2 separate regions of the Homo sapiens genome follow, and region 1 is linked to region 2. A link is a contact called in ENCODE Hi-C or POLR2A ChIA-PET data. All regions are on one chromosome and are shown on one strand. The core of a region is the stretch at or near the end of the contact, and the rest is flanking DNA. Distances in the headings are between cores, read along the strand shown. Region 1 has its middle 6.5 kb from the start of GABRR2. Region 2 has its middle 27 kb from the start of GABRR1.

Region 1 (6,227 bases), core at 1,854-4,353, 79 kb before region 2:
GACAGAAACTAGTGTTGGTTGCCAGGGGCTGAAGGGAATGGGAAAGGGGAATGACTTCTAATGGGTATGAGTCTTCTTTTAGGGGAGCTGCATAACGGAATATTCCAAAAGCCACACATTAAAGGGGTGAGTTTATGGTATGTGAATGATATTTCAATAAAGTTGTGATTAAAAAAATAATTATACCATCCTACAATGGTTTTCTCCTGACTGTAATTACAATAATTGAACTATTGATAAAAGGGCTTTAAAGTAAAAAATTGGTAGGACCTAAAGTTGTCTACATGCAACAAAACAAATATTTATTGAAAACCACCACCTTAAGCTGCCTTTACAAAAATTATAACTGAGAAAATTATGACAGTAAAAGAGATCTGACCTGACTCTTATCTTGCTTCTGACCTCCCAGCTGCCCTTGTTCATTCCTGAGCGTAGGTTAAACTAACTTTGGGAGGAACTTAGTTTATAGTTTAACTTTGAAACAAAGACAGTAACAGCCCTTTTCCAAAACAAGCCCTCTATCCACCAAATTATCTTGAAAAGCCACGATCGCTGAGTTTTCCAGGAGTCTGATTTGAGTAATAATAAAACTCCAGTCTTCCATACAACCAGCTCTGCATGAATTGAACTCTTTATTCCAATTCCCCTGTCTTGATGAATTGGCTTTGCCTGGACAGTGCGCAAGGGGAACTTGTTGGGTGATTACACATCCAGGCACAATCCTAGGGTTCAAGCCAGTCCTTTATAAGCTTATTCCAAATGGAAGTAAGGAAAAGAAAGATCCTTTGAACAAAATCTATGGAAAAGAACTTTAATAGGCCTCATGCCTCCCACTACTAAGGCTTCAGGAGGAGAAGGACTTTTAAACAAATTCCCTTGATGATTCTGAGGCGTGGTCAGATTTGGGAACCACTGAATTAGTCCCTGTAATGAATTACTCCCAGCCTCAAGTACCTATTTAACCCATTGTCATTTGGCTTCCTGCTGCATTTCACAAGTGAAACTGCATTTACGGAAGTCAGGAATGATGTGCTGTTGCCAGATCCAGTAACCTATTTTCTGCCTTTGCCTTGCTTGACTTCTTCACAGCACTGCATGTTGACTACCCTCCTCCTTGAAGCTCCTTCTTTGGTTTTCATAGTCAACTTCTTTTCTAGTTCTTCTGTAAGAAGAAAATAAAATTTTGGAACCTCCTAGATTTATTAAGCCACGGGGAAAAGTTAAGCCCTGGAAACTGACTCACAGCACATGGCTGTTTTTCCTCTCTGGTACATGACCATTACTTCCTGACCTTTGTGTTGAAATGTTATACGCTAACCAGACACCTCATTCTTCATTCAAACCTAGGCTAAATGACATTGGAAATGGAGACTCTTGTGATTGTTACCTCTATGCAACAGAATGTTAAGCAACCCTCTTAGAGTGTAATCAATAGCAGCCAATCAAATCTTACACATGAGCCTTTGTAGAGGAAACGTAATTCTGTTCAACACCACCATTTTGTTTTGTTTTGTTTTGATTTGTATAAACAATCCTCATTTTTTCCCACACTTGGTGCAACTGATCACCATTCTTGGGTGTAGCTCTGCTTCCCTGATGGCCACCCTCATACTTTGCACTTGAATGAACTCTAACTGGATCCTGAGACTTTTCATTATTTTAGGTTGACATTTCTATGCTTTTGTTCTGGCTGCTCCATCCATCCTTTAAGAGTGAAGATTCTCCAAGATTCTGTGCTTGAACTTTGACCTCTTAATATGTCCCTGAAGATTTCATCCTTTCCTATAGCTAAACTACCACCTGCAAAATAAAAATAAAATCATTTTCAGGTCTTAGTCATGAATTCTTTGTCTAGGCCAATGTCTGTAAGAGTTTTTCTCATGTTATCTTCTAGAATTTTTATGGTTACAGGTCTTAGATTTAAGTCTTTGATCCATCTTGAGTTGATTTTTGTATAAGGTGAGAGATGAGGATCCAGTTTCATTCTTCTACATGTCACTTGCCAGTTTTCCCAGCACCATCTATTAAATAGGGTGTCCATTCCCCAATTTATGTTTTTGTTTGCTTTGTCAAAGACCAGTTGGCTGTATGTATGTGACTTTATTTCTATGTTCTCTATTTTGTTTTGTTAGTCTACATGCCTAATTTTATGCCAGTACCATGCTTTTTGGTAACTATAGCCTTGTAGTATAACTTGAAGTCCGGCAATGTGATGCCTCCAGATTTGTTTCTTTTGCTTAGGATTGCTTTGGCTATTTGGGCTCTTTTTTGATTCCATATGAATTTGAGGATAGCTTTTTCTAATTCTGCAAAAAATGATGTTGGTATTTTGATGAGAATTGTATTGAATCTGTAGATTGCTTTGGGCAGTCTGGTCATTTTCACAATATTGATTCTTCCAATCCATGAGCATGGGTTTTGTGTTCCATTTGTGTCATCTATGATTTCTTTCAGCAGTGTTTTGTAGTTCTCCTTGTGGAGATCTTTCACCACCTTGGTTAAGTATATTCCTAGGTATTTTATTTTATTTTATTTTATTTTATTTTCATTTTTGCAGCTGTTGTAAAAGGGATTGAGTTCTTGATTTGATTTTCAGCTTGCTTGTTGTTGGTGTATAAAACTGTATGTTCTCATTTATAAGTGGGAGCTAAACTGTGAGTACCTAAAGGCATACAGGGTGATATAATGGACTTAGAAGAGACCTTGAAAGGGAAGGTTGGGAAGGGGGCTAGGGATAAAAAACTACTCGGGTGACAGGTGCACCAAAATCTCAGAATCTACCACTATAGAATTCATCCATGTAACAAAAAACCACTTGTACCCCCAAAGCTATTGAAATAAAAATAAAAGAAAAATCCTAAGTGCCTGACTGAATGAACCCCTCTTGGCCAAGGTGACCCCAGAAAAACTTTAAAAACTATGTCTCCCAGCCATGGGAAGGTCAGTCATGCCTCACTGAACCCCCTTCCTCACTAACACTCGCCAGACTTTCCTAAGAGTTAAACAGAAACCAAACTTAGAAAGACAAAGAACACAAGACACTCCTTTGCTGACTTTAGCCAATTGCTTAATGCTGCAGGGGAACTTCCCTCCCCTCCTGCAGTTTCCACACGACAACTGACAAGGCATTCCTTCCTGATAAGTGACCACTGACCGCAGAGTGGTTCTGCAGTTCTGTCCATGAAGGCTGCACACAAGGTACTTCTGTGTCTTCCGTTTCACCTTTTGAGGTATAGAGACTAATTTTGCTGCATTTTAACATTGTCTCCACCCTAACATGAAAATGGGACGTATGTGACATACATGTTTGCTTATCACCTGTGATCTCCTCTCATAAATATTCATAGCCCTCATATCCTGACAAATATGCATGCCTAGCCAATCCTCAAGTATAAAACTCCCATAACATGCTCCCTCCCTAGAAGTGCCTGCTTTCTGTCTCAGCCTGAGGCTTTGTTTCCCAGCCTGCAGGTTACAATTCTCTATAAGAAATAAATTTCTCCTTTCCAAACGTATGGGTCTCATGATTTTAAGTTGACATGCCATACGCTAATGCCTCTGTTGGGGGCAGAAAATGATTCAGCATGTTGCGTGCTTTGAAAATTGAAAGGCCTCAGAAATAAGTCTCAAAAGCAAGGTCTCTCTCTGACCTTTCTCCCATATCCCTGTCTGCTCCTCTTTTTAAAAACACTTTTATCTTTGTATATATTTAGAGGGTACACGTGCAGATTTCTTACATGCATATATATTGCTTAGTGGTGACATCTGGGCCTTCAGTGTAACCATCACCCAAATAGTGAACATTGTATCCAATAGATAATTTTTCTGTTTTTTGTTTGTTTTTGAGACAGAGTCTTTCTCTAGTCGCCCAGGCTGGAGTGCAATGGCGCAATATCAGCTCACTGCAACCTCCGCCTCCCGGGCTCAAGGGATTCTCCTGCCTCAGCTTCCCAAGTAGCTGGGACTACAGGCACATGCTACCATGCCTAGCTAATTTTTTGTATTTATATTTGTATTTATTATAGAGATGGCATTTCACCATGTTGGCCAGGCTGGTCTCGAACTCCTGACCTCAGGTGATTCACCCACCTCGGCCTCCCCAAGTGCTGGGATTACAGGCGTGAGCCACCATGCCTGGCCTCAATAGGTAATTTTTCAACCCTCACCCCCGCTTCCACCCTTCCACATTTTGAAGTCTCCAGTATCTATTATTCTACTCGGTATGTCCATGTATACCCATTGTTTAGCTCCCACTTATATAACATGCAGTATTTAACTTTCTGTTTCTAAGTTATTTCACTTAGGATCATGGCCTCCAGTTCTATCCATGTTGCTGCAAAAGATGTTATTTCATTCTTTTTCATGTCTAAGTAGCATCCCATGGCATAAATAGATACCTTATTTTTTTCTATCCAATCCTTTGTTGATGGACACTTAGGTTGATTCTGTATCTTTGGTATGGAAGTTGCCTCCTTAGTGCAGGAGGCAGCACATCAGTCTCATGTCTTTGCTATCGTAAATAGTGCAGTGATAAACGTATTGTAAGAGTTAAAGAAAAAGGAAAGAAACATGAAAAGTGGCTCAACAGTCAAAGACAGGTTTATTTTGGAGAATAAACCTGAGAGGGGCTTCTGGCCGATTTTTGGTCAGGAGTGTTCTCTCTTACAGACTAAGGATATTTAAGGGTTTAGGAAGAGGGGAGCTTATTGTAGGTTCAGAGTGTTTCTATGTGAGGAAAAGGTTACTGTGGGGTTGAAATGTCTCTGGTTAGAGAGGAAGCTATCTCCGGGTTGGCATGTTTCTGGTTGGAGCGGGTTTATCTTAGGGGTTGGAATGTTTCTGGTTATTCTGACGTTAGCCATTAGGCTGATGTTTTGGGGCTGGATTTAGGCAGTTTTGTTTTGTTTTTTAATCAAGGGAAATTTAAAATGGTGGTGTTTGTCCAAGATGGTGAAGCTCCTGCTCTGTTACATATGAGTGCAGTATTTTTTGATATCTTTTGGGTATATACCTAGTAGTGGAACTGCTGAATTGAATAGTTGTTCTATTTTTAGTTCTTTGAGAACTATCCATTCTGTTTTCCATAGAGGTTGTACAAATTCACATTCCCACCAACAGTGTATAAGTATTCCCTTTTCTCTGCATTCTCGTGAACATCTTTTGTTTTTAGACTTTATAATAATAGCCATTCTGACTAGTGCAAAATGGTACCTCATTGTGGTTTTAATTTGCATTTCTATGATGGTTAGTGATGTTGAGCATTTTATTTTATATGCTTGTTGCTGCTTGTGTGTCTTCATTTGAAAAATGTTCTTGTCCTTTGCCCACTTTTTAATGGAGTTACTTGTTTTTGTTGTTGTTGTTGTTGAGTTCTTTGTAGATTCTGGATATTAGCCCTTTGATGCATAGTTTGCAAATATTTTTTCTTACTCTATGGGTTGTCTGTGTACTCTGTTGATTGTTTCTTTTGCTGTGCAGGAAGCTTTTGAGTTTAGTTAGGCCCCGTTTGTCTATTTTTGGTTTTGTTGCACTGGCTTTTGAGGACTTGGTCATAAATTATTTGCCCAGGCCGTAGGTATGTGGCTTTATTTCTGGATTGTATATTCTGTTCCATTGATCTATGTGTTGATTTTTATATCAGTATTATGCTGCTTTGGTTACTACAGCCTTGTAGCATAATTGAAGTCAGGTAAAACCTCTAGCTTTGTTCTTTTTGCTTAGGATTGGTTTGGCTATTCAGGCTCTTTTGGATTCTATGTGAATTTTAGAATTTTTTTTTTCTAATTCTGTGAAAAATGATTTTGATAATTTGATAGGGAATGCATTGAATCTGTAGATTGCTTTGGGCAGTATGGCCATTTCAATGATATTGATCCTGCCAATCCTTGAGCATGGGATGTTTTTTCATTTTTGTTTGTGTCATCTAGGATTTCTTTCATAAGTGTTTTGTAGTTCTTAAAGAGATCTTTCACCTCCTTGGTTAAATATATTCCTAGGTATTTTATTTTATTTTTGTAGCTATTGTAAAAGAGATTGCCTTCTTAATTTGGTCCTTGGCTAGATCTTTACTGGTGTGTGGGAACACTACTGATTTCTGTACATTAATTTTGTATTGTGAAACTTTACAAAATTCATTTATCAAATCTAAGAGGGCTTTTATGGAGTCTTTTTTAATTTTTCATCATCCTCCATGGTTGGATTTTGTGGAGTTTTTAGGGTTTTCTAGA
Region 2 (5,547 bases), core at 2,718-5,217:
CTTTCTGTTTCTATAAATTTGCCTGTTCTGTACACTTCATATAAATGGAATCATGCAATGTATGGTCTTTTGTGACTGATTTATTTTACATTGTGTAAGTTTTCAAGGTTCATTCATGTTGTGGCATGTATCAATACTTTATTCCTTTTTAATTGCCAAATAATATTCCATTGTATGAATATACCACATGTTATTTATGATATTTGGTTTGTTTTTATTTTTGGCTATTATGAATCATGCTGCCATGAACATTTGTGTACATGTTTTTGTGTAGACATATTTTTTCATTTCTCCTGGGAATAAATCTAAGAGTGGAATTGCTGGGTCATATGGTAACTCTATATTTAACTTTTTGAGGAGCAGACTATTTGCTAAAGTGTGGACCATTTTACATTCCTACAAGCAATTGATGAGGCTTCCAATTTATCTGAATCTTCATCAACACTTACTACTGTCTGTCTTTTATTATAGCCACTCTAATGGGTATGAAGTGGTATCTCATTGTGGTTTCGATTTGCATTTCCCTGATTGTTAATGATGTTGAGCATCTTCTCATAAGCTTATTGGCTGTTTGTATATTTTCTTTGGAGAAATGTCTATTCGGATTGCCCATTTTTAAGTTTGGTTGTCTTTAATTATTGGGTTGTAGGGGTTCTTTATGTATTCTAGATATAATTATCAGATACTTATCAGATATACGCTTTGTAAATATTTTTTCCCAGTCAGTTGGTTGTCTTTTCACTTTCTTGATGGTGTCTGTTGAAGCAGCAAAATTTTAAATTTCAGTGAAGTCCAGCTTATCTGCTGTTTCTTTGGTTGATTGTGCTTTTGGTGTCATACCTAAGTCAGGCGTACGTTTAATCTTATAAAATCCTGAAGGTGTTATGTGAGTTGTGCATGTCTTAGCACAGAAACATGCTCATCTAAGATAGTTACTCGTGAACGAAGCTCAGGGGTGGTGAATATACAACTAGACCCTTTGTGAAGTTCAAGTGAAGAATTTGTGGAAGAAGTTGCCAAGATGAAGCAAAAAAATACAAGTTCATGCAGTTTTTAAAAGTTATCTACCAATATTCAATCAAATGAAGAAAATAGGCTTGGTTTGAAAATTCATGTTTACAATTTGTAGATGAGTTGCTCCTGGTGGGCTGTTGATGTCTCCATTTTACAGTGGAGAAAATTCCCGGACTCTGTTTCCTTATGTGTAAAATGGAGGTGCTGACTCCTACCTTGCCTAACTCACAGAGTTGTGAGAAGCAAATGAGTGAATGCATGGGAATGCACTTGTCAGCTTAAAGTCCTGTATAAGTGCAAAGTGGTGATGTTGTCTACGATAAATTCACACAGTTTTCCCTTGAGCAACTGTTGTAGAACTTCATCTTAGTCTGTTCAGGCTGCTATAACACAATACCATCAACTGGGTGGCTTAAACAATGAACACTTGTTTCTCATAGTCCTGGAGGCTGGGGAGTCCAAGATCAAGGCCCTGGCTGATTCAGTGTGTGGTGAAGGCTCTCTTCTTGGTTAGCAATATCCTCACTTGGAGGCAAGCAGAGAGAGATCATCTCTCTCATGTCTCTTCTTATAAGGACATCAATCCCACCTGTGAGGATTCCATCCTCACGACTTAATCACCTCCCAAAGGGTCCTGCCTCCAAATACCATTACATTGAGAATTTGGGTTTCAGCCTAGAATTTGGTTGGGGGCAGACACAAACATTTAGCCCACTGCAAACATTTTACCCATGTAATGCATGATTCTAAGCATTTTACATTTATTAACTTGTTTACCTCCTTAAGAAGTAAGTATTATTGCTATCATCCAGTTTCACAATGAGGAACTTGAGGCGTGGACAGGTTTCCCTTCCAGAGTCCACGCAGGTATAAATGGCCAAGCTGGGATTTGAACACAGACAGAACTGGCTGAAGTCTGAGCTGCTACTATTGTGCTGTCTGTCTTTCTAAGAAGATGTTGTCGTACCTCTGAGTAGCATCCCTACATTATAGTAACTCTCTCCATCCACAGCCTTTGCTTACTTGTGGGAGGATTGTGCTATCTTCAAATTCTTTGGAGTGTTACCCATTAGAAATAACAGAAGATGCTGAAACTTTGCATAAAATGTTAATGATTTTCCATTTTGGTCTTCTAGAGGTTTGTAATGAGATGGCTGGGTAAGCCATATGCTTCGTGCACACTATACCAATCTTTGTATTTATGGGACAACTAGAACCGCCAACCTGATAGAGCAGATCTCATGAGCTCCTGTATGAGGCTGTCTTTCCCAGGACGTGCAACATGGTGTTCAACTGAGGTGGGAAATACCCTTTGGCTTTGATTGCTAAGAAGGAAGCATTCCCATATCCAAGGTCAATCTCTGTCCTCACTGCCTGGACAGTTTGGCCTTGCTCCTTACAGACTTCTCTGGTGCCTCAGGCTTTGCCTCCTTTTGCCTGAGAGGCTATGGTAACCAGACTGGAGAGGTACCTTGCATGACTGGGTAGGGACACGTGGGGATGGAGAGAGCACTATTTCCTTCTTTTCTATTTTAAAACAACTAGGGACCACTAGTTAACACCTGTAAATTGACCAGAAAGCAAAACATTTTTTAAGCAAAATAATTCTGGTTTTCTAAAAGTTGCATGTCCCGATTACTGAGGTTTCAGAGCATGAGCTATGGAAATTCTAAATTAGGTGAAATTTCACTCAGCAACTCCAGAAACTACTGAATATTCAACTCAAGAAGAACCAACTGAGAAAACCACCTGCATTGCCAACTTTAGCATTTTCTACAGAACAGTTAGAAGCAGAGGTCACAGCCCCAAAGACCACATCACTAGAGATCGGCTGGCTCCATCTCCAGCATTGACTGAAAGGGACAGGAAATTACCAGTTGTACCTAAATGGTACTAATAAAAAACAAGAAGCTCCTACAACTTTATAGCCACTTGGGGAAAGCAAACAACACTGAATAACCCATCTGAATGAGTTCGCTGTTGGTAAATGAGGTAGATTAACTTAGAGGAGCCCCAACATCTATCCCACCTAAAATAGTCATGATTCTTAAAGATGCCTAAGGTAAGTTCATGCCATCAACGATCAGCTGCAATCCCCACAAACCTGTGATTTATAGTCACATCCAAGCTGCCCTGGATGTTCTCCTGGGCCCAGGTTATGGAGCAAGATTCATGGTGACTTCAGAAGCCCCTAGGGAAAGCATAACCTAGGGAAAGCCCAGCCCTAAGCCTCACAAGGCAGAAGTCCACAAAAATTAGTTCCACTGGTTCATAAAGAGCCCGTGTTTTCTCTTTCCCTTAAAGCAAAGAACCAAATAATCTGAAAAAAAAAAAAAAATGAAGATGAATGAAAACACTCTGAAGCTTATTTTGTTTTCATTTTTCAATAGATTAAAAGACAGTGAAATTTATATTAACTTATTTTAAGAAATTATATGCAATCAAAGTTACTCTGTGAGTCAAGACAATCACATGCTGAAAAAAGTTAAATAGTAATACATTAAATCACACAACTTGTGTTATGTTGTTCTTCCTATTGTATCTTTACTCATGAGTTCAATTTAAGTGTGTTGTGTATTTTATCACAAAATTAAATCACACTCTTTCTTTTCTTCAAGAGTTGACAGTTTCTAATGTGGCTTCTCATTCAAAGAATTTATTCTTGTCATCCCCCCAAGCCTCTATTTCATTCCAATGAATCAGCTCCTCTAATTAGCAGGGAAGAATCTGGAATTAATTAACTAAAAGATCTGAGTTGTCATCACAATGTCCTGTTGGGCAACATGGTAAATAAGGAGAATGTGTCACAAATAAAATCATTTTACAGATCAGCCATTTCAGGAAGGGGCAGGAGAGGACAGAGCTCACAAAAAAGCCCAAGCCCGGGATCAAAAGCACAGGTTTTCCTATCTATTAATCATGTGTCCTGGGGCAAATGACTTTATGTTTCTGGGCCTCAGGTGCTTCCTCAAGGAAGTGGAGGTAGTAACCTGCTATGCCTACTTCAAGGGCTTGTTCTTGGGGCCAAATGAAATCACTGATGTGAAAATGTTTTGTAAATGCCAAAGCACCATTCAATTGCAAACTATTATTATTCCAAGGCAGTTGGATTTGCTGGGGGGCACAACAAAAGAAGTCCTTGCATTTTGTATTCAGTCCTCAGACAACATGCTGAGGGGACCCCATTTCCACACACCTCTTCCATCCTAGCAGCCCCCATGAAGGGCTTCTTACTGCCACCGTGGCTTTAAGCCTAATTGATCTCACAACATTTCCTTTTTTCACCACCACATCTGCCCCTAGTGACGTCCCTGAAACCTGACAAGCATATCGAATTTGATCAAAAAGAAGCCTGGGGACTTCTTGTGAGTCTGTATTTGAGCCTAGAAGCCTATGGATTTCAATCAAAGGCAGGCTTGGAAATGAAGAAAAGGTTGCCTTAAACAATTTTTACTATGATTCCAGCAGAGGGAGACAGGACTGCACTTTCCCACAGGATATGCATTTTAATTTAAAGGTTTACAATATGAAGAGCATGCCTGCCTGCCTGCCTGCCTGCCTGCCTTCCTTCCTTCCTTCCTTCCTTCCTTCCCTCCTTCCTTCCTTCCCTTTTCCATCAAATCATGGTAGTCATGATTTTAATGCCCCTTGGTGGAGAAAGTACATGGCTGAAGGCCATTACAAATTCAGCTATGCTTCCAAAATGAGTTTGTGTCTCTTGATCACAAAAGCCACTAGGGCATTTGGAAACAGCAGTCAAGGCACGTTATATATTCTTACTGACTCTTCATTGATAGTTCATATTTATAACCTCTAATTTAAACTGGAGATTACATTTTAAAAATCACTTATGGCTCCTGGTGGAAAGAGCTAGCAAAAGTAAGAAGTAGGGGTTGCCTCATTGGAAGGAGACTAAAGTGCCCAACTTCCTAAGAAGGATTTTGGTCAAGTATTTAATGGATTGCTCAGAGAGTCACCAGATAATTGGTCTGAGTAGTTGTAAGACATTTATTATTTGTGGGTTTTTGTGAGCCAGGCCTTTAAGCAGGAGATGTTTATTATTTGATCAACAATGAGAAATAGGCCGGGTGCAGTGGCTCACGCCTGTAATCCCAACACTTTGGGAGGCCAAGGGAGGTGGATCACCTGAGGTCAGGAGTTCAAGACCAGCCTGGCCAATGTGGTGAAACCCTATCTCTACTAAAAATACAAAAAAATTAGCCAAGTGTGGTGGTGGGCGCTTGTAATCCCAGCTACTTGGGAGGCTGAGGCAGGAGAATCGCTTGAACCCGGGAGGTGGAGGTTGCAGTGAGCCGAGATCATGCCCATTGCATTCCAGCCTGGGTAACAATAGCGAAACTCCGTTTCAAAAACAAAAAATGGTGAGAAATAAGAACTCAAAAAGAAATGTAATTTTTCATCCAATAGTGTACAAAGTGTTATTCTGGGTGCTGACTGTAATAAAAAGATGAATAAAATACAGTGATGCCATTTAGATTGTCCTTTGAGAAAGAGGACTAACAAGGAATATGT

Evidence for each region. Hi-C counts contacts between places; a loop is a spot of excess contacts on that map. ChIA-PET counts read pairs that join two places held with the same protein, here RNA polymerase II (POLR2A). Pooled maps may share reads with other maps.
Region 1: a pooled map shows a loop between it and region 2 (2.2-fold over the local background). The contact joins two enhancer-like sites. A Hi-C loop is called at or near these places in 2 of 50 pooled maps. POLR2A ChIA-PET finds 5 or more read pairs at or near these places in 3 of 52 experiments (CD8-positive, alpha-beta memory T cell, Panc1 and activated CD4-positive, alpha-beta T cell).

The regions. Positions count from the first base shown.
Region 1 is chr6:89,318,672-89,324,898 of GRCh38, reverse strand. No RefSeq gene overlaps it. Among named protein-coding and RNA genes, the nearest start is that of GABRR2, 6.5 kb to the right of the region's middle. Within about 2 kb of position 3,103, at least 4 of the 41 ENCODE cell types and tissues checked have a DNase peak (open chromatin) inside an H3K27ac peak, as active enhancers do.
Region 2 is chr6:89,241,696-89,247,242 of GRCh38, reverse strand. No RefSeq gene overlaps it. Among named protein-coding and RNA genes, the nearest start is that of GABRR1, 27 kb to the right of the region's middle. Within about 2 kb of position 3,967, at least 2 of the 41 ENCODE cell types and tissues checked have a DNase peak (open chromatin) inside an H3K27ac peak, as active enhancers do.